Regions from separate parts of the Homo sapiens genome. Here all the other regions are linked to region 1. The links are chromatin loops, found by intact Hi-C in ENCODE. Cell type or tissue: dorsolateral prefrontal cortex. All regions are shown on one strand.

Region 1 (8,000 bases):
GAGCCACCGTGCCTGGCCAGACATACTTATTTTTAAGGGCAATTTACTTTAAAAGATTTTGTTGTGACAGATGTGACTATATAACATCCACTTTGAACAATTAGGGAAAAAATGACAAGTCACACTTCACCCATGGCTCTTGTTGAAAAAAGGGATGGGGACAATTGTGAGATGCTTACTGTGTGCCAAGTATCCTACTGTCTTTTTATAATTTCACAGCCCCCACTCAGAGGCAGTTACTAGAGTCCCTGTTTTCCAGATGAGGAGACAGGTTCAGAGAGGTCAAGAAACTTGCTCACCGTCACATGGTTTGACTTCCAGACCTCATGCTCTTCCCAGGACTTCATTTAAGAAAAGCTTGGAGCAGTTACCTAACTTAGCAAAAAGTCTTCACTAATTGGGAAACCACAGAATTTTGCTAGAAGATTGAGATTAAAGGCTCTTAGAATATTTGAGCAAGAAAATGTGCTTGATCTCTTCCTGGCGTCTCCAGCCCCTCTCCCCTCTTCTGGCTGTGCTTAGCCACCCCAGCGGTTCAGTTCTGCATGCCCGTGAGTAGGGGTTAGCACCACCTGGAAGATTTCTTTCTATAAATGCTGCACCACAGGCCACAGTCAACACTGATTAAAGCAAAATCTCAGAATGGGGCTAAAGTCGGGTTTCTCCACCTCAGCAGTTGACATTTGGGACCAGCCTGTGCATTGTAGGATGCAGGGGATGTTGCCACCCTCCCACCCCCCGCTGGCCTCTGGCCACTGGATGCCAGTAACAAACTCCCCTCCCCCAGTTGTGACAGCCAAAGACGTCTCCAGACATGGCCAAATATGCCAAATATGACAAAAATCCCCTGTTAAAAATCACTGGGCTAAGAGCTCTCCTGGGGAAAATCATGCACAGCCTGGGGCAAGAACGCGCTATGGCCGCCCCAACTCGGATGCTCTGTCGGGATCTCTGGCTGCTCCTGCTGTCTCAGCCCGGAGGCTCCACTTCAGGCAGCCTGGCCACCCTCCCTTCCTCTCTGTTTCCCACTATAGCATGCTTTCCTTTTTTTTGTTTGTTAAACTTTGCGGCACTCCCCGCATACTGTAGATCCACGTCTGTTTCCCTGTTTGACTTCCTTCAGGAGGGCAAGGGACTTAGGGACCCGGTGCCTAGCACAGTGCCTTGCCCAGAGTCAGGGATCAGCAAATGGTGAATGAGTGAATGAATGAATGAATGAGTGAGTGAACCCGAGTGGTCATCTAGTCCTGTCTGCAGGTGAGGAAATCGAAGCCCGGAGAGGGGAAATTCTTTGCCCAAGATCACATGATTACTACTTACAGATGTCCTTTATTCAATGTAAGCTCACGTTTTCTTGATTTTAGCAATACTTGTAATAATTTTTAAAATATAAATATATATGAAATAAAAGTTCATCATTGATTGACTATTTCCTATGTGGCGACTCCTCTGCTTGGCACTCGACAACACTCTTGGCCACTGTGTCATGGTTCCCAAACTTGTCTGCACATTAGTCCCCTGGGGAGCTTTAAAAATACACCCCAGGGATTGGGATTTAGCTGGTCTTTGGTGTGGGCTGCGCTTTGGCATTTTTGAGAGATCCCCTGGTTCTCATGTGCAGACAAGTTCTGAGACCCAGTGTATTACACTGCCCTGCCTCATTCACCAGGGCAGGGGGACATTCACATTCAGTATCAGCCAGGGTATGTAACATTCACATTCAGTATCAGTATTGACAATGTAACATTCACATTCAGTATCAGCCAGGGTCCCAGCAAGAGATGTGACCACTCCATGTGACAGACAGGTGCTAGGAAGGAAATACTCAGCACATGGTGGGCAGCACAGGGTAAGGGAAGCCCACAGGCACCTCGTGGCTGTCTCTGAGCCAAGTGAAGACTTGGTAGCTCTTCTCTAATCCCCTCTCAGCTCTGGGCCTGCCCTGGCCTCAAAGTCATGTGAGCCAATGGCCATTCCTCACCTTTTGTGGCTCTCCTTGTGGGAATGGGATTAGGATGCCCCTCCTTCTTCATCCATCTCTCAAGAGACTGAACACCAGGCACAGCCACAGTCCTGAAAAGACGAAGGGAGCGATTCCCAAAACTTAATAGCTGAAAGAGGGCTGCCTGACCGGAGCTATGACCCTAGGTGGAGGGAAGCAGCCAGAGGGATAGACCCCCACCCCCACTCTCCTGCCCTCCCATCTCCTGCTGGAACCTCCCATGGGTAGAATGTGGCTCATGCCCAGTCCATAAGGCACAGGGTTCTGGGCAGAGGGCAAGGTGGAGAGGGGCAGAAGAGAGGAGAGTGTATCTATTTTGTCTTGTTCATATTTGTACCATTATTTGTATTTTGCAGATGACAAAACTAAGGCTTAGGTTAAGTAACCTATCCCAAGCCACACCATGTACTTGTTAAGGGACATGAGTCACTAGTGACAGCTAGATCCCCAAACCTCGGCAGCTTAACAAAAAGAGAGGTTTATTTCTCATTTACAGAAAGTCTGGTTGGCAGTCTGGAATATCTGACAGCTCTCCTTCAAGCAGTGATGGAGGAGCCCAGGCTCCTTCCATCTTGTGGCTCTGCATCCCCTGGAACCTCAGAATCCCCAGCTGGGATCTCTGCACAGGAGAGACAGGAGGACCACTTTTGTGGCCAGGACATACATAGCCAGGGAGACAGGAGCAAACATCACTTATGCCCACATTGGTCAGAATTCTGTCACATGGTCACAGCCAACAGGAAACATGGGTAATGGAGTCTACCTGTGTACCCAGGAAGGAAGGAAAGTGAGGTTGGTGAGCACCTGGCCTGACTGGTACCTGCAGATCATAACCAGCCCATTTAGACTCTGAATGCAGGAATATCTGACTGCAGACCCATGTGCTTACATGCTCTATTGGAATTACATTCTGCTGCACTTGAAGATAATATGCTGTTGCCAGAGTTAGGAGTATTTTCCCCTGGGCTTGTTTGTTTATATCCCTGAAAGCAGTTCCACACAGAGCAAATCCCATTCAGCAAACATCTGCTGGTGAATGGGGCAGGGCAGTGTAATGCACTGGGTCTCAGAACTTGTCTGCACATGAGAACCAGGGGATCTCTCAAAAATGCCAAAGCACAGGCCATGCCCAAGACCAGCTAAATCCCAATCCCTGGGGTGTATTTTTAAAGCTCCCCAGGGGACTAATGTGTAGACAAGATTGGGAACCATGACACAGTGGCTAAGAGTGTAGACGTTAGAGTTAGGCTACTTGGGGTCGAACTCAAGCTCCACTACTTCTGATCTGTGTGGCTTTGGGGAAGTTACTTAACCTCTCTGTGCTTCAGTTTCCTTCTGTATAAAATAATAATACAATTGGTAGGAGGATTCAAGTGCTTTGAACAGTGTCTCTGTGGCACACGGTAAGTATAAGACTTAGATATTGTTACCATTTCTTGAATGCCTACTGTGTGCAAATGCCTGCGCTGGAGAGGAAGGATATGGTCCTTGCTCCCAGGGAGCTCAGAATCCAGTGAGAAGACATCAAACTCTCCACACCATAGAAAAGATAAAAGAAAAAAAAAAGATGGCAAATTCTAATATGCAAGAGACCAAACAGTTAATCATCCCAGCCATTTGTTCCTTACAAATGTAAATCAATTTGCTTTGCTCCCCGAGAGATTTGAGTGTCAGTTCACAATGCTGAGGAAAGGAACATATACCACTGAGAGCACTGTTAGAGTTGGAATTCCTGGTTTTGAAGACACCACCTGGTCTTGTCTTGTTTCTGGGTGTCTGGACTTCTGCTTCCCTGGCATTAAACGCAGATCCGGGGTGGCCTCGGGGTAGGTGGGGGAGCCAGCTCCTTTTTAGCCTGATATTTAGGATTGCCTACTTACAAGGAAATTTAATCTTAGAGATACAACAAGGGTCGTATTTAAAAATCAGTTTCAAAAAGGGTGTTGGAGGCCAAGTTTTTTGAGATTTGGAATAACTGAGAAAAATGAACACTAGTGCATCCTTACTGTAAGAATTTCTAAGGCTACCAGAAGAGGACGAACCATTCTTTCAAATTTGGATTCCACTGAAGTATAGGGGAAAACACAACTGCTCAGTGCAAAGTACTCACTTGACTTCCAGAACTCTTAACGTGAACATTTTGTCAGCCCAGATGTGGCCCAGTTATTTTCAGTGATGGAGACTTCAAGGCAATCCCTCCATAAACTGTTTAGCATTTAGTAAAAGACAAGTGAAAAAAATGCCAACATCTATGCTATTTTCAATACAGTATCAATGTTCTAATGCTGTAGACAGAAATCCTCCTTCCATTAATAATAAACACTTCAAAGGCCAAATACAGTTTCCCTCACGCCTCCATTTCAGCTTAAAGTTTTACTCCCCCTCAACTCCCACTCTTTCAGGACATAACTATTTTCTTGACACCAGATTCCGTTTTAATTTCTTCTTAATTGTCCATACCGCGTTCTATTTGGAAAGCAATCTTAACGTGGCCCAGCCTTTATTTCCATTTGCTTTGGTGCCAATGAACTGGAATTTCAGCCAAATCTCCGCCCTAAAGGTTCACTTTGAGCCACTTAACTTTGCTGCTTCTCCATTTCTGATAAGTATATCTGATGGATAAATCACCATAAGGGGTAACACTGTGTCAATATGGGACACCATTTGAAATTTGGGTAGCTATTGTCAACTGCCTTCCCATGGAAGTTGTATCTATTGACATGCCCACAAAACAGGTTTATTTTTAAATTTTTTTGAAGAGATCTTTAAACAACCCCTTTCAAGAGGCCTTGTCCTGTTTCTGTGTTCTGTTTCGCTTTGGAACGGATCTGTAGTGAATCCCATGTAAGGGTTTGCTTTGAGAGAAAGTGGGTGCAGAATCATGTCTGGGGAAAGAGCAGTCTGCCCCTGATGCCAGCAGGGGGCGCCCGCCCTCTTCTCAGTGGAACTTTGGTTTGGAAATCACCCCCTACCAAGCATGGCACCCGAGCCCGTGCAAATTCCGACCCCACGCGCGGTGGGAAGGACTTGGAAACATCCTAACTATCCTAACTCTCTCACGAGGCTTGTCGGTGACAGCTTCCTCTTAGTCAAGGACACTGCGTGGATTAAAAAGAAAAACATCATTTTATTCCATGGTTAATTTCTCGCTGTAAACATGGGGCTGGGGGCCAGCACACCAGGCCCTCTCTCAACATGAAAATTGCCCCTGGTGGCACTTTCACGGCAGACTGATAAAGCCCATGTTTGGGGCATGAGAGAATAGAAATGTGCTTTGTATACAGATAAAGAGCTTCTGTGGCCTTCTCTGAGGATTGTCTACAGATGAGTGTGAAATAGAAGCCTGCAGAAGCTTCTCTGCCAGATCCCTCTGCTGGAAATGCAGCCCCCACCCTCCCACTCAGGGTGGGATTAGGGTGAGGCAAGTGAGGCTCTCAGCTGGGCGCAAAGTCTAAGGTGGGAGCACATCTGTCATCAAACAATAATGCAAAGTTTTAAAAAATAAAAAGTAATGCAAAAACATCCATGATGAACGAAACCTCAAAATTTTAAATAAAGACATGATTTGACATGGCATCTCCATGCTTGATTTACTTCCCTCAAGGTCACCCTGGTCCCACTGGATCCTGATCGTTCTAAGAACGTTGGCATTTTGTTCATGATGGATGAATCCCATTCTTCCTTTCTCACCGCTCCCCAGGCTTACATTTTCCCTGCCACAAGGTTGGCTGTAGGACAGTGAAGGGAAAATCACACTGGAAGAAGCCACAAGGCATTGGCTGGGGGTGTTGTGAAACACCAGGGAAAGACCCCAAAATCAATAATAGCGACTTGTTAGGAGCTGACGCCACGTATTGCACTTACAGAGAGATTCTGCTCTAATGATGTTAGCAAATACTTGTACGTGCAATGCATGCCAGAGATGGTTAGGACTGATTGTGCATGGTTGGCTATGTCATCATTCCAGCTGCAGTTTGTGTGATCCTCCTGCTACCCTGCCATCCCATCAGCGCCTGCCTCCAAGCCTCCCTTTGCTCACTCTTTCCTTCCCAGCACCATGGCCTCCCTCCTTCATTTCATAAAGTCCAATTCTTCAAGGGCTGAAGACCTATTTTTCTAAGAGAAAGAGAGTGAGCTGGATTTTTTAAATTATTATTTTCTTCTTTTTCCCCCTTCCCCCCTGTTCCCCACTTCCTACTTAGCTCTTTAGAAATGCAATTTATAACCTTCCCTTCACCAGACACTCATTACAGGGCAAGCTTATCTAACCATGTACTTGCTTAGAAGCTCCAGAGCCCAGCCCCTCTCCCACCAGGAGACTGCCTCGAGAGACATTAGTCAATTTACAACCTCAAGTATGCCCGCTAGAAAACTCTCTCCCACCTGGACAGTATCTCGAGACAACGGGCCACGTTACAACCTAGTTCTGCTCTGCCAGATGGTTGAGCTGGCACCACTGCAGGCAGAACTAGGAAGAATCATGTAGACCCCCACCTGCCCGCTCCCTCCCCTGCGTGCCATTCATGCCAAGTCCCACTTTAACAGCCCCTGCTTTCTGCCCCGGAAGCAAAGCAGTACCCTTAAGGCAGGAGCTTGTACTTCTTCCCCTAAGTGAAGCTTTGGAAATAAATCACTTTCTTTATACCAGGCCCTGCTCTTGTTAATTGGACTCTGCCAGCGGCGAGTGATTGAACCTGTGATTCAGTTTCAGTCCTACCACCTCCAAGAAGTCTCTCCAGACAACCAGGCTTTCCTTGAGGCTATTGTTGAATAACTTGATCAGATCAGCTAAAATGTGTTTCTCAGCTGGGGAAGGGGGTGATTTTGCCCCGTAGGGGACATCTGTGATATCTTGAGACATGCTGGTTGCCACTACCAGGAGAGGGAGGCTGCTCTGGGCGTCTAACACATAGAGGCCTGGGATGCTGGTAAACATCCTATAATGCACAGGACAGACATCCATGACAAAGAACTATCGAGTCCAAAATATCTATAAGGCTAATACACCTTACATCAGAACTCACCAAGATATTAGTAAGGATTTTGTGAAAAATCTCCCATGAATCAGATGTGTAGTTCACCAACAAGCTTTCTCCAAGGGATAACAGATATTTGAAATTTGCATCCTCTATAGTAAGAGATGGACAGGATCATAGGAGCTGGGGTGTGAAGACACTCCTGTTTTCCCTCATGAGTTCTGCACTAAAGAGGCAGACGGTGGAGTCAGTGCACAGGGCCTGCACTCTCCTCTTTATTACTGATAAGGGCTAGGTTGGAAGGTATCACTCAGGCACACGGCCAGAAAATAGACTTTTTGATACTGAATCCCAGAATCAGGCTGACTCATGCAGGCCCAGGCAATGCTGATGACTTCCCCCACTAGGGCAGAGCCTTTAACTCTATGCTTACCTTATGGGCAAGAGAAGACCAATCTGCAGTCAGGTACTTCCCAAAGAGTGAGAATGGAGTAAGGAACTGGGCTCTACAGGCCAGGCCCAATTCCTTTTTTTTTTTTTTTTTTTTTTTGAAACCGGATAATCAGAGAAGTCACTCCTCTTCCAGGGAGAGGAGTCAGGGGTGGGGAAGAAGCCAAGGGTTTAGGGAGCAATCCCTCTTCATCAAAACCTGATGAGTTAGTCAGGATGAGCTGAGTTCTGCTGCAGTAACAAAACCCTTGACTCTTTGTGGTTTAAAACAACAAATGTTTATTTTCTCCTCACCTACATGTTTGATGTAGGTTGGTAGGAAACTTTGCTTTTCCTAGTCACTCAGAGGTTCAGGCTGATAAAGTCCCCAGATCTTAATGATATCACTATATTAACATAGCTTTTCAGGTTTTTCTACAGCAGAGAAAGAATGGAGGACTATGATCTTGAATTTTCTTCTGCCTAGAAGTGACACACAATTTTGCTTACATTGGCCAAAGCAAGCAAGAAGCCATTCTTAGTCTCTATAGGGTGAGGAAGTTTAGCACCTTCAACCTCCCATTTTTCAGAAG
Region 2 (8,000 bases), 280 kb after region 1:
ATTTTGAATATTGACCCCACTCTTTTCTGGTTTGTAGGGTTTCTGCTGAGAGGTCCACCGCTTCCTTTTGTAGGTGATCCAGCCTTTCTCTCTGGCTGCCCTTAACATTTTTTTCCTGCATTTCAACCTTGGAGAATCTGATAATTTTGTGTCTTGGAGTTAATCTTCTCATGGAGTATCTTACTGGGGTTCTCTATATTTCCTGAATTTGAATATTGGCCTGTCTTGCTAGGTTGGGGAAGTTCTCCTGGATGATATCCTGAAGTGTGTTTCCAACTTGGTTGCATTATCCCCATCTCTTTCAGGTACTCCAATCAGTCGTAGGTTTAGTCTTTTTACATAGTCCCATTGTTTTGGGAAGTTTTGTTCATTTCTTTTCATTCTTTTTTCTCTAATTTTTCCTGCCTCCCTTAATTCAGCAGCATAGTCTTCAAGCTCTGATATTCTTTGTTTGACTTGATTGATTCAGCTACTGATACTTATATTTGGATCATAAATTTCTTGTGCTGTGTTTTTCAACTCCATCAGGTCATTTATGTTCCTCTCTAAGCTGGTTATTCTAGTTAACAGCTCCTGTAACCTCTTGTCATGGGTCTTAGCTTCTTTGCATTGGGTTAGAATATGCTCCTTTATCTCAGTGAATTTTGTTACTACCCACCTTCTGAAGGCTACTTCTGTCAATTTGTCCATCTCATTCCCCGTCCAGTTCTGTGCCCCTGCTGGAGAGCTGTTGCAATCATTTGGAGAAGAGGCACCCTGGCCTTTTGAGTTTTCAGCATTTTATTGTTGATTCTTCCTCATCTTCATGAGATTGTCTAGCTTCAATCTTTGAGGCTGCTGACCTTTGGACGAGTTTTCTGTGGGGACTTTTTTGTTGAAGCTCTTGTTGTTGTTTTCTGCTTGCTTGTTTTTATTTCAACAGTCAGATCCCTCTTCTGTAGGGCTGCTGCAGTTTGCTGAGGCCTTATTCATCTGGGTCCTTCCCCCACCTGGAGATGTCACTGGAGGAAGCTGGAGAACAGCAAAGATGGGTGCCTGCTCCTTCTACTGGGATCTCTGACTTCAAGGGGCACTGACCTGATGGCAGTAGGAGTGCTCCTGTATAGGGTGTCTGGCGACCCCTGTTGGGAGCTCTCACCCAACTGGGGGGCATGGGAATCAGGACCCATTTAATGAAGCACTTTGGCTGTCTCTTGGTGGAGGGGGTGTGCTGCACTAAGGGGAAACCCACTAATCTGGGCTGCCCAGATTCCTCAGAGCTAGCAAGCAGAGAGACTAAGTCTGCGGGTCAACAGAGACCATGGCCACCCCTCCCCATAGGGGCTCAGGTCCAGGGAGATCAGAGTTTTGCCCCTAAGCCCCTGGCTGGAGTTACTGGAGTTCCTACAGGGAGGCCCCACCCAGTGAGGTGGGATGAGTCAGGGTCCAGCCTAAAGAGGCAGTCTGGCCATAGTCTGTCATAGCTGGTGTGCTATGCTGTGGGGAATACCTCTCGGGACCAAGCCATGCAGTCTCCCTGGCTCTAGCAGGGGAGAAATGCAGCCTGGAGCTATAGTGATGGCTGCTGCCGTCCCCCCTCCCCAGGAGTTCAGTGTCTTAGGCAGCTAGCAGCCGGAGTGATGTCTGCCGTCTCTTCCCTGGGGAGCTCAACTTTCTTAGCCAGCTGGCAGCCACAGTGATGATGGCTGCCCCTTTCTCAGGAATCTCAGTTGTCTTAGGCAGCTGGCAGCTGGTAACCACAGTGATGGTTGCTGCCCCTCCCCTAGGGAGCTCAGATGACTTAGACAACAGGCAGGCACAGTGATGATGGCTGCCCCTCCTGCTGGGAACTCTGTAGTCTTAAGCAGATTTCAGCTGAGAGGCTGTTGAGAATCTGTGTGGCTCTGTGGTTGGGACCCAAGGCCCTGGTGGCGTAGGCTCATGAGTGGAAACTTCTGATCTGTGGGTTGCACAGATCTGTGGAAAAAGCACAATTTCTCAGGCTGGGTAGCACACTCACTCACCGCCTCCTTTGGCTGGGCATGGGGGTGCTCCCCTTGTCCCGTGTGGCTCTCAGGTAGGCTGATGCACCATCCTGCTTCTCTTTGCTCTCCGTGGGTCATGCCAACCACCTAGTTAGTCCTGATGATAGAACCTGAATATCTTGGTTGCAGGTGTAGGATTTGCATGCTGTTTTGTTTCTTCTCGGTGGGAGCCTCCGACCATTGCTGCTTCTAGTCAGCCATCTTGACCCCACCCCCTGATTGATTTTTAAATGTTGACCTTTAATCCTATGACCTTGTGAAAATTAGTAGTTCTGGTAGCTTTTTGGGTAGATTCTTTGGGATTTTCTACATAGAAACTCACATTGTCTGCAAGTAGAGACATTTATTTATTACATTATTAAACTAGCTAGGAACTCCAGTATGATGTTAAATAAGCATGGTGAGGAGGGGCATCCCAGCCTTGTTGTTGATCTTTGGGGAAAATATTTAGCCTTCTATTTTAAGTATGATATTAACTGTGGCTTTTTTTTTTTTTTGGTACGTATCCTTTCTTGAGTTAAGAAAGTTTCTTTCTATTCAATATTTTTTAAGACTTGTTGAATTGTATTAAATTATTTTTTTCTGCATCTATAGAGAGGGTTACATGGTTTTTCATTTTTAGTCTGTTGATGTGATTAATTACATTGATTGATTTTTGGATGTTGAAATGGCCTGAACTTCCTGCAAAAGATCCCACTTAGTAATAATGTATTACCATATACGTACATATATATGGCACAATTTGCTAATATTTTTGCTGAAGAATTTTTTGTATCTGTATCCGTGAGTGATATTCTTCTCTAGGTGTGTGTGTGTGTGTGTGTGTGTGTGTGTGTGTGTGTGTGTGTGTGTTGAATTTCTTTGGATGGTTTTGGTACCTGTGTAATGCTGGCCTCAGAAAATGAGCTGGGAAGTCTTTCCTCCTCTTCTACATTCTGGAAGAGTTTGTGTGTAATTCATATTTCTTCCTTGAATGTTTGGTAGAATTCACCAATGAAGTCATATCTAGCATATGGGCTGCTCTTAAAGAGTGGTTTTTTTAGTCAATATCTGCTTCACCCTTGACTTTAAGTTTTCCTTTGTGCCATGCCTGGAGAGACAGAGAGAGAAAGAGAGAAAGAGTCTCTCTTCATGCTCTTGTCTCTTTCCCAGCTGGAAACTGCTGTTATTTGTTACTTGACGCTGTTGTAGCCTGTTGACAGGATGTGCTACAGAGTTTGCAGGTGAAAAATAAAAATGAAGGGCTCCTTGCTCAGAAAGTATTAAAACTGTCAGGATGGCAATAGTAGAGTATTAAACCAAATGCAGGACCCTTCTAAGCATGGGCTGTGTGATCACACAAGTCATTGGCCATGAAGTCATTTCTGCCTCTAAAGAGAGGCAGAGCTGGGGCATCCTCTCCTGTTCTGGCTAAGCCTCAGTTTTAGAGGCAAGAACTGTGTCCCTGGGTCTTGGAGATGGGGCCTTCTCAGCAGTATCGCACACTTCCAACTGTGGGTCTGGTCAGGGGACAGTGATCTTGCACCTTCTGCAAAGGTAGAATGTATTTTTATGTTCCTTCTCCCAGCTAGAATGGGTTTCCATCAATGTGCTAAGTGTGACAGAGTGTGTATTGTCTTTCCCCAGGGGTATAAGCCATTTGTTCTGTAGGAGACATAGAAAAAAGGATCCAGGTAGGGTTTAATGTTTTTCTCACAGTGACTACTGTGCCTTTCTCCTGGGTCAGCACCATCAGTGATGCCTCTCAGCACTCATGCTCTGACCCCATCTTTCTTGTAATCATCTAGCTTGGAGAACAGCTAGCTAGCAGCTACATATTCCCCTTGTGCTTGTGATTCCCAGTAGTTCTATATCCTCTCACCTGTCTGTATTTGTCCTTTAGCAATTTGTTAGCATTTTTAGCTGATTTTTCTTACCAGTGTCTGGTGAGATTTACCACAGGTAAGCAAGGGCTCACCTCCCCTTTCTTCTTGGGGGATCCTGTATTTCCTTAGATTTCACATTAGTTGGTTGCCCTGTGACCTCAGTTCTTTAACAGGTGCAAGATTTACAGGTTGTCCAGCATATTTGTTGTTGTAAAGATGGAAGCGATTTTTTTTTCCATTTGCCTATCTCCTAAGTGGAGAATGGAAGTCTATGAGTATTTTTTAAAACTGTATTATGGCAGATTGCAGTATAATGAACCCCATCACCCAGCTACAACAATAATCAATCAAAGACCTCATTAGTTTCATCCACTCTAATGGATTATTTTGCAAAAACAAATTCTGCTCATCATGAAATTTTAAACATAGTATGTAATTATAAGATATATTTTAAGACAATAAGTATATCACAACAGTGAAATAATGATTCTATGTGAACTCATTTTTGTTTAAATAAATATCTACATGTTTGCAAGTGCATGGACAAACATCTGGAAAGAGATACACCAAACTGAGAGAAACATTTGTATATGTGGGCATGTGGTGGGATTAGGTGAGGGTCAGGGTGACATGTGTTTATCTGCAATGTCTTTATTAATGATGAGAATGTATTTTTGTATTATTGGTGTGATTTTAAAAGTGTGAAAAAGAAAAAGTAAAAAAAGTAAAAGAAATGAAAGAAATGCAGTTAGACTTTGGAATCTGACATGAATTTGAACGCCAGCTCCACTTTGGGCCACATGTGTGACAATGGACAAGTCACATCACGGTGGGGGAGGAAAGGAAGTGGAGAGAATTTGGAAAGGAGATGGGGAGGACAGATAAGAATCCCTTACAGGATTACTTGTGCTAAAGGATTAACCAACTCTCTCCATGTAAACTTTCTGGCATACAGTAGGCACTCAATAAATGTGAGGATCCTCATTTCTTTTGGCATCTCCACTCAATGTAGAATTATGAGCAGGCACGCACTCATGGAGGAATATTAAATCCTAATGATAATGAGCTTCTTCTGCCCCTGTGTGGTGTGTTCAAGTTATTGCTAGGATTTCTCTCACTCATAGAAAAACCAAAATGAATATTATTTATTTTCCCCTTAAGTTGGAATTCACCTTTTTTACCTCTTGACCCCCAAATCTGATTCTGCAGTATCTTGTCTAGGTTTCTATTACTGTCCAGTGCTTACAATATCTCTGTCTCCCTCATCAGCTTGTAAACCTTTTGAGGGCAGGGACCTGTTTTACTCTCTGTCTCCTTTCTCTCTCTCTCTGTCTCTTTCTCTCTCATAACAATTTCAAGCCTTCAGGGCTGGTGTGAGGATTAAATTGCGTCAAGTCTGCGAAAACATTTTGTAAACTACAAAATGCTTTCCAGATCTACTCATTTGTTTATTCACAAACTTTTGTTACAATGCCTATTGGCTGCACATTGCACAATGTGAAGGGCTCACCTCACTCTCTTGTGGCCACATAGGACGTTGGAGAGAGCAATTGTCAAAATCTACAGAAAGACTATGGTTGGCACTGGACAAAGTGCTGTAGGAGCCTAGAGAAGGAAGGGTTAGCTTTTGCTAGGGACAGGGGCAAGCAAACAGTTGACATGGAAAGAAGATTTGAGCTACAGGTTGGGATCTCAGTAGCAGCTCCTGATGTGGAGAAGGGGGATGCTAGAAGGACTCTCATCAACAAGGCGGCATGTGAGAGGCAGACAACACATTCTGGGACCACCCCAGGGTCCTGTGTGGCTGCACTTTAAGCATCATTGTAGATGTGACTGGAGGAAAGTATCGAACCTTAGGTTGAACAAGAACACAAAGGACTTTGAATGCTCTACTGAAGAAGCTACACATAAATCACTCAAGCTTAGCCCAGTGCCTTCCAGAGGGCAGACATTCAACAATTACCTGGGACATTGAGTTAAATGGATGCAATAGATAGAATCTTTATTGCTTCTATTTTGAATTGTCTATTTTCTTTTACTTAAAGGGAGGTGATTTCAAAGTCTCAGCCTCACCAAGTCTATTTTAACAACAGCATTTCTCCAAACACTTTCACTATGCCAACATGTGACATTTATATTCATTATGAAGAAAAGTCTCCTATCTTGACAACTAATGATTTTTCTTGGAAGGTGATCCTTAAAAATATATGGCATTTTCTCAGGATGTAAAAATCAATGTTCTAAAATCACTAGCATTCCTATACACCAACAACAGTCAAACTTAGAGCCAAATCAGGAAAAAACTCTCATTCAAAATTGCCACACAAAAATAAAATACCTAGGAATACAGCTAACCAGAGTGGTGAAAGATATCTACAAGGAGACCTATAAAACACTGCTCAAAGAAATCAGAGATGACACTAACAAATGGAAAAAATATTCCATGCTCATGGATAGAAAGAATCAATATCGTTAAAATGGCCATACCGCCCAGAGAAATTTATAGATTCAATGCTATTCCTATTAAACTACCATTGACATTCGTCACAGAACTAGAAAAAAAAACTGTTTTAAAATTCATATAGAACTAAAAAGGAGCCCAAAAAGTCAAGGCAATCCTAAGCAGAAAGAACAAAGCTGGAGGCATCATAGTACCCAACTTCAAATTATATTACAGGGTTACAGTAATTAAAACAGCATAGTACTGGTACAAAAACAGATGCATAGACCAGTGGAACAGAATAGAGATCCAGAAATAAGACCACACACTCACAACTATCTGATCTTCAACAAACCTGACAAAAACAAGCAATGGGGAAAGGATTCCCTATTCAATAAATGGTGCTGGGAGAACTGGCTAGCCATATGCAGAAGATTGAAACTAAACACCTTCCTTACACCATATACAAAAATCAACTCGAGATGGATTAAAGACTTAAATGTAAAACCCAAAACCATAAAAACTCTGGAAGACAACCTAGGCAATACCATTCTGGACATAGGAGCAGGCAAAGAGTTCATGACAAAGACCCAGAAGCAATTGCAACAGAAGCAAAAATTGACACATGGGATGTAATTAAACTGAAGAGCTTCTCCACAGAAAAGGAAACTATCAACAGAGTAAAAAGACAGTCTACAGAATGGGAGAAAAATTTTGCAAACTATGCATCTGACAAAGGTCTAATATCTAGCATCTATAAGGAACTTAAACAAATTTACAAGAAAAAAAAAACCCCATTAAAAAGTGGGCCAAGGACATGAACAGAACAGACCCTTTTCAAAAGAAGACATACATGTGGCCAACAGTCATATGGAAAAAAATCAATATTACTGTTCATTAGAGAAATGCAAATCAACACCACAATGAGATACCATCTCACACCAGCCAGAATGGCTACTATTAAAAAATTAAAAAATAGCAGATGCTGGTGAGTTTGCAGAGAAAAAGGAATACTTATACACTGTTGGTGGGAGTGTAAGTTAGTTCAACAATTGTGTAATACAGGCTATTCCTCAAAGACCTAGAAATAGAAATACCATTTGACTCAGCAATCCCATTACTGGGTATATACCCAAAGGAATATAAATCATTCTATTATAAAGATACATACACACATATGCTCATTGCAGCACCATGAAATCAACTCAAATGCCCATCAATGATACACTAGATAAAGAAAATGTGCTACATATACACCACGGAATACTATGCAGCCATAAAAAGGAATTAGATCATGTCCTTTACAGGGGCATGGATAGAGCTGGAAGCCATTATCTTCAGCAAACTAACACAGGAACAGAAAACCAAACAGTGCATGTTCTCACTTATAAGTGGGAGCTAAATGATGAGAACACATGAACGCATAGAGGGGAACAACACACACTTGGGACTATTGGAGGAAGGAGGTAGGAGGAGAGAGAGGATCAGGAGAAATAACTAATGGGTATTAGGCTTAATAGCTGGGTGATTAAATAATCTGTTAAAAAAAAAAACCATGGCAAAAGTTTACCTATGTAACAAACCTGCATGTGTAGCCCTGAACTTAAAATAAAAGTTAAATAAAGAATAATTTTAAAAGAGTATATGGCTTTTTTAGAGGCTTGCCCATGT
Region 3 (8,000 bases), 130 kb after region 1:
GGAGGTGCAAGAAATATAAAAGTACAGTTAGCTTCAAGGGAAGAGCCTTAATGCACTCTCAGTCTCCAGCTCGAGCCCTGGGAAGCCATTGCTTTTATATCTCACAGGGGCCCTTGGGGAAGGCAGCCAGTGGAACTGGGGAGGGGTTGTGGGACAAAGGAAACTCCCAACTGAAATTGGTTGTGGTTTCGACTGGGCACACATTTTCTTGAGTGGAGTCCAGGGGATGAGCAAGAGCTGGATATGAGTGAGTGAGGGAGCACAGAAGCACAGGAGCTGCCACTGTCAGAGTGGGCAGATGGGAGGGGCGAGGGGCAAGGTCTGAGAGCTGTGCTTGCTTTCTCAGTGGGGTAGCTCATGGCCTGGGGCAAGGTCTGAGTGGGGCACTGCAAGAGCAAGACTAGTCTTTCCAACTACGTGGGAGCTGGGTGAGGCCTCTCGCTACCAACTATCCCCCACTTCCCTGGCAAACTACATGACATGGCAGAGGCAGTCATAATCCCCTCTGGACCTAACCCCATTGGCCTGAGAGACACTCCCCTATTCCCCACAGTGGCCATGGTAAGCCCTCCACAAGAAGAGTGTGAGCCTAGACCTGCCTAACCCTGCCTGGACCTGATGGTATTTCCCTACTTGCCCTCGTAGCCAAACACAAAACCCAGAAACTCTTGGAAGCTTTAAGGCCCTATCCATTGCCTGATAAATCAAAATACTTACCCTGGCCATCTTTGGGCAAGCCTAGAGAGCTTAGAGCCTCCTACTACTACAGCAGCTGTTGCTCTCCTGAAAGCAGCACCTCCTGGCTGGAGGCCAACCAACTCAGGTCATTACAACAACTCAGGACAGAATGACCTTGATCCCAGGAAGGAGAATACAACACCTAATTTTGCTGCCTGCAATATCTTGGCTAACCAGAGGTCCTGCGGGTGTCCACATGAAACCTCATCACTAGCATAACCGGCATTCAAGAAAGTCAGCACACTAAACATATCTACAACCAAAGACTCTCACAGAGTGGGCACTGGTATCCACGGCTGGAAGACCTGAAGACAGGTCACATCATAGGACTCTGCAGACATCTTCCAGCACAAGCTCAGAGCCTGGTATCCCCACTGGGTGGCTAGACCCAGAAGAGCAATAATAATGAGAAGGAATCAGAAAAGTAATTCTAGTACTATGACGAAACAGGGTTCTATAATATTCCCAAAAGATCACATCAGCTCTTCAGCAATGGATCCAAACCAAGAAGAAATCTCTGAATGGCCAGATAAAGAATTCAGAAGGTTGATTATTAAAGCTACTCAAGGAGATACCAGAGAAAGGTGAAAACCAACTTAAGGAACTTTAAAAAAAAATACAGGATATGGATGAAAAATTCTCCAGAGAAATAGATGTAAAGAAAAAAACAATCACAACTTGTGGAAATGAAAGACACACTTAGAGAAATACAAAATGCAGTGGAAAGTTTCAGCAATAGACTAGAGCAAGTAGAAGAACTTTACAGCTTGAAGACAAGGCTTTCAAATTAACCCAATCAGAAAAAGACAAAGAAAAAAAGAATTTAAAAACGAACAAAGCTTCTAAGAAATTTGGGATGTTCAATGGCCAAATCTAAGAATACTTGGCGTTCCTGAGGAAGAATCAAAATCTAAAAGTTTGGAAAACTTACTTGAAGGAATAATTGAGGAAAACTTCCCTGGCCTTGCTAGAGATTTAGACCTCCAAATACAAGAAGCTCAAAGAACACCTGGAAAATTCATCATAGAAAGATAATCACCTAGGCACATAGTCATCAGGTTATCTAAAGTCAAGATGAAGGAAAGAATCTTAAGAGCTTTGAGACAAAAGCATCAGATAATCTATAGGAAAACATATCAGATTAACAACAGACTTCTCAGCAGAAACCTTATAAGCCAGAAGGGATGGAGGTCCCATCTTCAACCTCCTGAAACAAAATAATTGTGTGTCAAGGATTTTGTATCCAGTGAAACTAAGCTTTATAAATGAAGGAGAGATAGTCTTTTTCAGACAAACAAATGCTGAGAGAATTTGCCCAACTAAGCCAGCACTATAAGAAATGCTAAAAGGAGTTCTAAATCTTGAAACAAAACCTTGACATACACCAAAATAGAACCTACTTAAAGCATAAATCTCACAGGGCCTATAAAACAATAATACAATGGAAATAACCACAAGGTATTAAGGCAACAACTAACATAATGGATAGAACAGTACCTCACATCTCAATACTAACATTGAATGTAAATGGCCTAAATGCTCCACTTAAAAGGTATGGAATGGCTGAAGGGATAAAAATCCACCAACCAAGTATCTGCTGTCTTCAAGATACTCACCCAACACATAAGGACTCACATAAGCTTAAGGGGTGACAAAAGATATTCCACGCAAATAGAAGCCAAAAGAGAGTAGAAGTAGCTATTCCTATATCAGACAAAACTGACTTTTAAGCAGCAACAGTGAAAAAAGACAAAGAAGGACATTGTATAATGATAAAAGGAATAGTCCAACAGGAAAATATCACAGGCATATATATATATATATATATATATATATATATACATATATATATACACACACATACACATATATGTATATGTAGCTATACACATATACATATATATTTTGTAGCTATACGTGTGTGTGTGTGTGTGTGTGTGTGTGTGTGTGTGTATATGTAAAACACCAGAACTCCCAAATTCATAAAACAATTACTACTGGACCTAAGAAATGAGATAGATGGCAACATAATAATGTGGGAGACTTCAATACTTCACTGACAGCACTAGACAGGTCATTAAGACAGAAAGTCAACAAAGTAAATGTTTAAAATGCAAAACGAAATTACCTAGATGGTAAAACTGGCCTGAAGGCACATTTCTTTCTCAACATTGTAAAGGGCTCACATGTTCTGGGGTCACCGGGAAGGGTAAGCATTCTCTCAAATATATTTTTTCAGATTTAGTGGATGTGTTTGCTTGAGTTGCTGCATGCTGGGGGACATGTGAGGTCAGACTTAACTCTTACTTGCGTCTTTGAGTTCTTGGTGGTGTTTTGCCCTTGTTGAGTTCCTGTAGTTGTACACCACAGGATGCAGGGTAGGGGTGGCCTGGGAGTTTTTACCTCTGTTTTGGAAGTTAATTCTACCCTGTTTGTTAAACACTTTCCACTTCCACACACTGAGTGACTGGGCGGGGAAGGTCTTGAGGAATGAGCTAAGACCAATTTCATCCACCGCCAATTCATGCCCTGCTCCAGAGGGAGCTGGCTGGCTGTGCTTTCTCATTCTTGGCAGGGGAACACAGTCATGTTTGTCCTGCAATGCCAGGGGAGCCCCAGGCCTAGAACAATGGTGAGTGATTTATTTGGTAAAGTGTATTTGAGTTCCAGAGTGTTGCTAAGCATGTTAAATAGCTGTTATCTTTGCTCAGTCCCAGCCAGTAGTTTCTGGATGCATCCAGGAGGAATTCCACATAGTTTACATGACTTTTCAAGGAGCTAGTTTAGCTTTCCTTTCAGTCTTCCTAACTCTGGGATGATGGTCACTGTGCTTCCCAACCTTTTAGCTGTGGGCAATCAATGTTATGTAAACTAAAAGATTACATTTAACGATTCAAAAGATCAAAAATTTAAAAGATTAATCACAGATGAGCCCTAACCCCCTCAATATCAGAATCATATTTCTGTATGTTCTAATACAACATGTGGATGTCATATCTAAACATCTAAATTGGTGAGATGTCCTATCTGAATGTACCACAGGGCATGGGGCCGCCTTTAGGGAGGACTCTTTTATTCTCTGTGGCAAAATATTACTCCAAATCCCAGCACCCACTTTCTAGTCCATACCATGGCTATGAAAATAATCACGAACTAAACAAATTCTTCCCTTGGAGAATGAGGTTTCAGTAAATTCCAAAGAGTCAGGAAGCATTTGTTTCTCCAACATGAATCATACACAGGCCAGAAGTTGATTTTATACCCTGTCAAACTCGGGAATAAATTTTGTGTGTTTCTTGTAAAACGAAACTGTGCTCGTAATTCATATGTTATTTTGTAGCTTTCTGTTTGCAATTACAGTATGTCATAAGCATTTTCATATCTCACTAAATATCATTTTTAATGGTTGCAGAGTAATCCTTTGAATTTGGTACCATAATTGATTTATCCAAAGCATTATTATTGGATGTTTGGAATAACTATGTCTTAATACAACTTATTAATTCATTTTCTCAACATTCAAGAAGCATCCACCATGTGCCAGGTCTTCAGGGATAAGTAAGATAGCCCTGTCCCTTAAGGAGCTCTCAGTCCAGGGGGAGGTCCTTGTGATCCACTGTGTTAGAGTGAGTAGAACCCACAGGCCAGACTTATTTAATAAGGGGCTACTCTCCCTAAAACCTGCCGCCCTCTCTCTAACCCCAAAGTGCTCAGAATCTGAGCTGTACCTGTGGGAGCAGGGGGTCTCATGTTTGGCCAGAGGCTAGTAGTTTCCTCTTCTTTGCTACCTTCTTCTAGGGTAGTGATTCTCAGCTCCTCTCCATGCTGGTAGCAGCTGATAGATTTAAAAAATACCAATGCCATGGCTGATCAATTATCACCAAGAATGGAGTCTGAGCAGTGCTGTGCTGGTAAATATTTAATAATCAGTAATCCACAAAAAGTATGCGTAATTATACATGTACATAAGTTTGTTATATATCTAGCGATACAAAGAATGTGTAGGACACAATTGACAAATAATTAAAAATATGCAGGACTCTAATGTAAATTCCGTAATAATAATAGATTCTTTTATGTTGTTATTTATTTATTTTAACTTTTATTTTAGGTTCGGGGTACATGTACAGGTTTGTTATATGGTAAATTGCATGTCATGGGAGGTTGGGGTACAGGTTATTTTATCACCCAGATAATTAACATAGTACCTGGCAGGTAGTTTTTCCTCTTCCTCCTCTCACCTCCACCCTCAAGTAAGCCCTAATGTTTGTTACTTCTTTCTCTGTGTCCATGTGAACTCAATGTTTAGCTCCCACTTGTATGTGAGAACATGCGATATTTGGTTTTCTGTTCCTGCCTTAGTTTGCTTAGGATAATGGCCTCCAGCTCCATCCATGTTGTTGCAAAGTACATGATGTCATTCTTTTTTATGACTGCATAGTATTCTGTGGTATATGTGTACTACATTTTCTTTATCCAGTATACTGTCGAGGGGCACTTAGGTTGATTTCATGTGTTTGCTATTGTGAAAAGTGCTGCAACGAGCATAAACGTGCATGGGTCTTTATGGCAGAATGATTTCTATTCTTTTGGATATATACCCAATAATGGGATAGCTGGGTCAAAAGGTAATTCTGTTTTAAGTTTTTTTGAAAAGTGACCACACTGCTTTCCACAAGGGCTGAACTAATTTACATTCCCACCAGCAGTGTAAAAGCATTCCTTTTTCTCTGAAACCTCACCAGCATCTGTTGTTTTTTGACTTTTTTAAATAATAGCCATTCTGACTGGTGGGAGATGGTATCTCATTGTGGTTTTGAATTGAATTTCTCTAATGATCAGCGACATTGAGCATTTTTTCATATGCTTGTTGGTCATGCATATGTCTTCTTTTGAAAACTGTCTGTTCATGTCCTTTGCCCGCTTTTTAATGGGGTTGTTTTTCACTTGTTAATTTATTTAAGTGCCTTATAAATCCTGAATGTTAGACTTTGTTGGATGCATAGTTTGCAAATATTTTCTCCCTTTCTGTAGGTTGGTTGTTTATTCTGTTGATAGTTCCTTTTGCCGTGCAGAAGCTCTTTAGTTTAATTATGTCACATTTTCCAATTTTTGTTTTTGTTGCAATTGCTTTTGGCATCTTTATTATGAAATATTTGCCGGGGCTTATGTCTAGAATGGTATTTCCTAAGTTATTTTCCAGGGTTTATATAGTTTTATGTTTTACATTTAAATCTTAAATCCACTTTGAGTTGATTTTTGTGTATGGTATAAGGAAAGGGTCCAGATTTAATCTTCTGCACATGGCTAGCCAGTTATCCCAGCACCATTTATTAAATAGGGAGTCCTTTTTCCATTGCTTGCTTTTGCTGGCTTTTTTGAAGATCAGATGGTTGTAGGTGTGTGGCTTTTTTTTCTGGGTTCATGTGTCTGTTTTTGTATTAGTACCATGCTGTTTTGTTTACTGTAGGCTTGTGGTATAGTTTGAAGTCAGATAACCTGATGCCTCCAGCTTTATAACAATAGATTCTTACAGAAAGCTTTTTTCAGGCCATAGTCAATCTACAGTTGTGAATGACAAAGGAATACAGTCCTGCCATGAACAATAGTTATTTTCATTTCTGTTAATGAGTAAGATGAAAGTGAAACAAGGAAGACACGTGCCAGAACTTCACTCGTTTATCAATGGCATAAATTACTTTTTTGCTGGATTATAAAATGGGTTTTGAATATTGGAGGAATATTTTCTCTTTTTCTTTTTTGTACAATTCACAATATAACAAGTACAGACACAGCACTCTTTTAAGTTGAATCTGCATCGTTAACACTTACCCATTATTTTTAATAGTAGACAATCAACAAAATAACAAATCAAGCTTTTATTTGTAGTATTTGCTGATTCCTGTGGTGTAAATTCTCCTATGGCCAATTACTGATGGACATTCCTGAATGCAGAGCTGGGAAATGTACATATCATTACAAAGAATTTTTGCCATGTAAATACAATAAAAATATGCCACAATGTCACAGGTGACTCAGGCTGGCCGGGCAGGGAGGGCCAGAATCCCTGAACACTGAGCGCACCCAGTCTGCCCCCAGCTGCTGCTCCCACCAGTGAGACCCACCTGCCTGGGTGGCCAGTGGAGACCTAATCCCCTGTGACACCATGTGGCAGTTTCTATCCACTTTGGCAAATCTCCGTCTTCAACCAAGGACTCAGATGGGGGCTGGCTGAAAGACGACACTCTTTCAAACAACTTGACTTTTATTCTCCGAAATGGGGATTTTTTTTATGATTTTATGTAAACAACATATTTTATTTGTAAAAATTCAAATAGAATGATAAATAAAAACAGGAAAGTTTTCTGCCCTTCAGTCATTTCCCACTCCTCACAAAGAATCACCTCTAATCATTTGTTATCTATCCTTCCAGACAATATTCCATGTGAGCGTGTGTGTATACATTTAAACGGGATGATATGACATTTTAGATTCTGTAACCTGTCCTTTTTACTCAATAACAAAGCATATATGGCATTTGTGATTGCATTTCCTCAACTATTTATACTGCCTAACCTCCCACATATGGATGGTTTCATAATTTACTTAATAAATCTCTGTTGACAAGCATCTAGGTTGTTTCTGGTGTTTGCCATGACAAGCAATACTGTCAATTTTAACAAGGGGAAACATTATGGAGATAAATACAAACCTTCCACGTGAGATATCCCTCACCCAGAATCATAGTGGCAGTTACCATTTCTCTAGTGCCCGCTGCGTGTCAGACACCATGCCTAGGACTCACCCACTGCAGTGGGATAGCAGTGTTACTACTACACAGTAGACAAAGCTGATCCTCACAGAGATTCAGTAGCTTCCTGCGGTCACGCCAACCGATGAGAGAAGAGCCAGTATTCGAACCCCAGTCTGCCTGAGTCCAGAAGCCTCAGATCAGCCTGGCTTCTGCCAGGATGAGTGCATTAATCTTGCTTGTTATTTTCTGTATTTTATGATGCGTTGATGTCTTGGGGCCTTGCAGATCTGGGAGAGTCTGCCCCTTCCAGGTTTAGCTAATTCCTGGAGATAACAGACAACTTGCCTGCCAGCACACCTTTGATATACAAACAACCAGTCCAGAGCCCACAACCCAACCATCTCTTTTACCAGACCCTTACATACCAAGCCAATATTCCCGGTACCCTAAATCATCTCAGGGCCAGATACTAGACAACTGGGGATCACACCCGTAGATCAGAGCCCAC

What was found. A loop is a pair of places that touch in the nucleus more often than their neighbours do. Peaks named below come from ENCODE experiments on the same cell type or tissue, not always from the same donor. Only the 100,000 strongest peaks of a DNase experiment are listed, where the experiment ranks them.
Region 2: a loop joins it to region 1, with 9 times the contacts of the local background. A loop is called at or near these places in 73 of 110 quality-filtered maps.
Region 3: a loop joins it to region 1, with 12 times the contacts of the local background. A loop is called at or near these places in 2 of 110 quality-filtered maps.

The regions. Positions count from the first base shown.
Region 1 is chr14:96,272,624-96,280,623 of GRCh38, reverse strand. It overlaps ATG2B (autophagy related 2B), which reads left to right. Exons shown (of 42, transcript NM_018036.7): 42 at 1-1,429. Among named protein-coding and RNA genes, the nearest start is that of BDKRB1-AS1, 8.0 kb to the right of the region's middle. In dorsolateral prefrontal cortex, CTCF peaks have their summits at 4,720 and 4,925 (motif pointing right); DNase peaks (open chromatin) are centred at 4,943 and 5,964; H3K4me3 peaks cover 649 bases; H3K27ac peaks cover 3,684 bases.
Region 2 is chr14:95,995,796-96,003,795 of GRCh38, reverse strand. No RefSeq gene overlaps it. Among named protein-coding and RNA genes, the nearest start is that of C14orf132, 40 kb to the left of the region's middle. RefSeq lists an enhancer at 1,739-2,240. In dorsolateral prefrontal cortex, CTCF peaks have their summits at 4,771 and 4,972; no DNase peak of the experiment used is centred here; H3K27me3 peaks cover 1,977 bases.
Region 3 is chr14:96,141,638-96,149,637 of GRCh38, reverse strand. No RefSeq gene overlaps it. Among named protein-coding and RNA genes, the nearest start is that of BDKRB2, 59 kb to the left of the region's middle. In dorsolateral prefrontal cortex, a CTCF peak has its summit at 3,350; a DNase peak (open chromatin) is centred at 3,297; H3K27ac peaks cover 1,894 bases.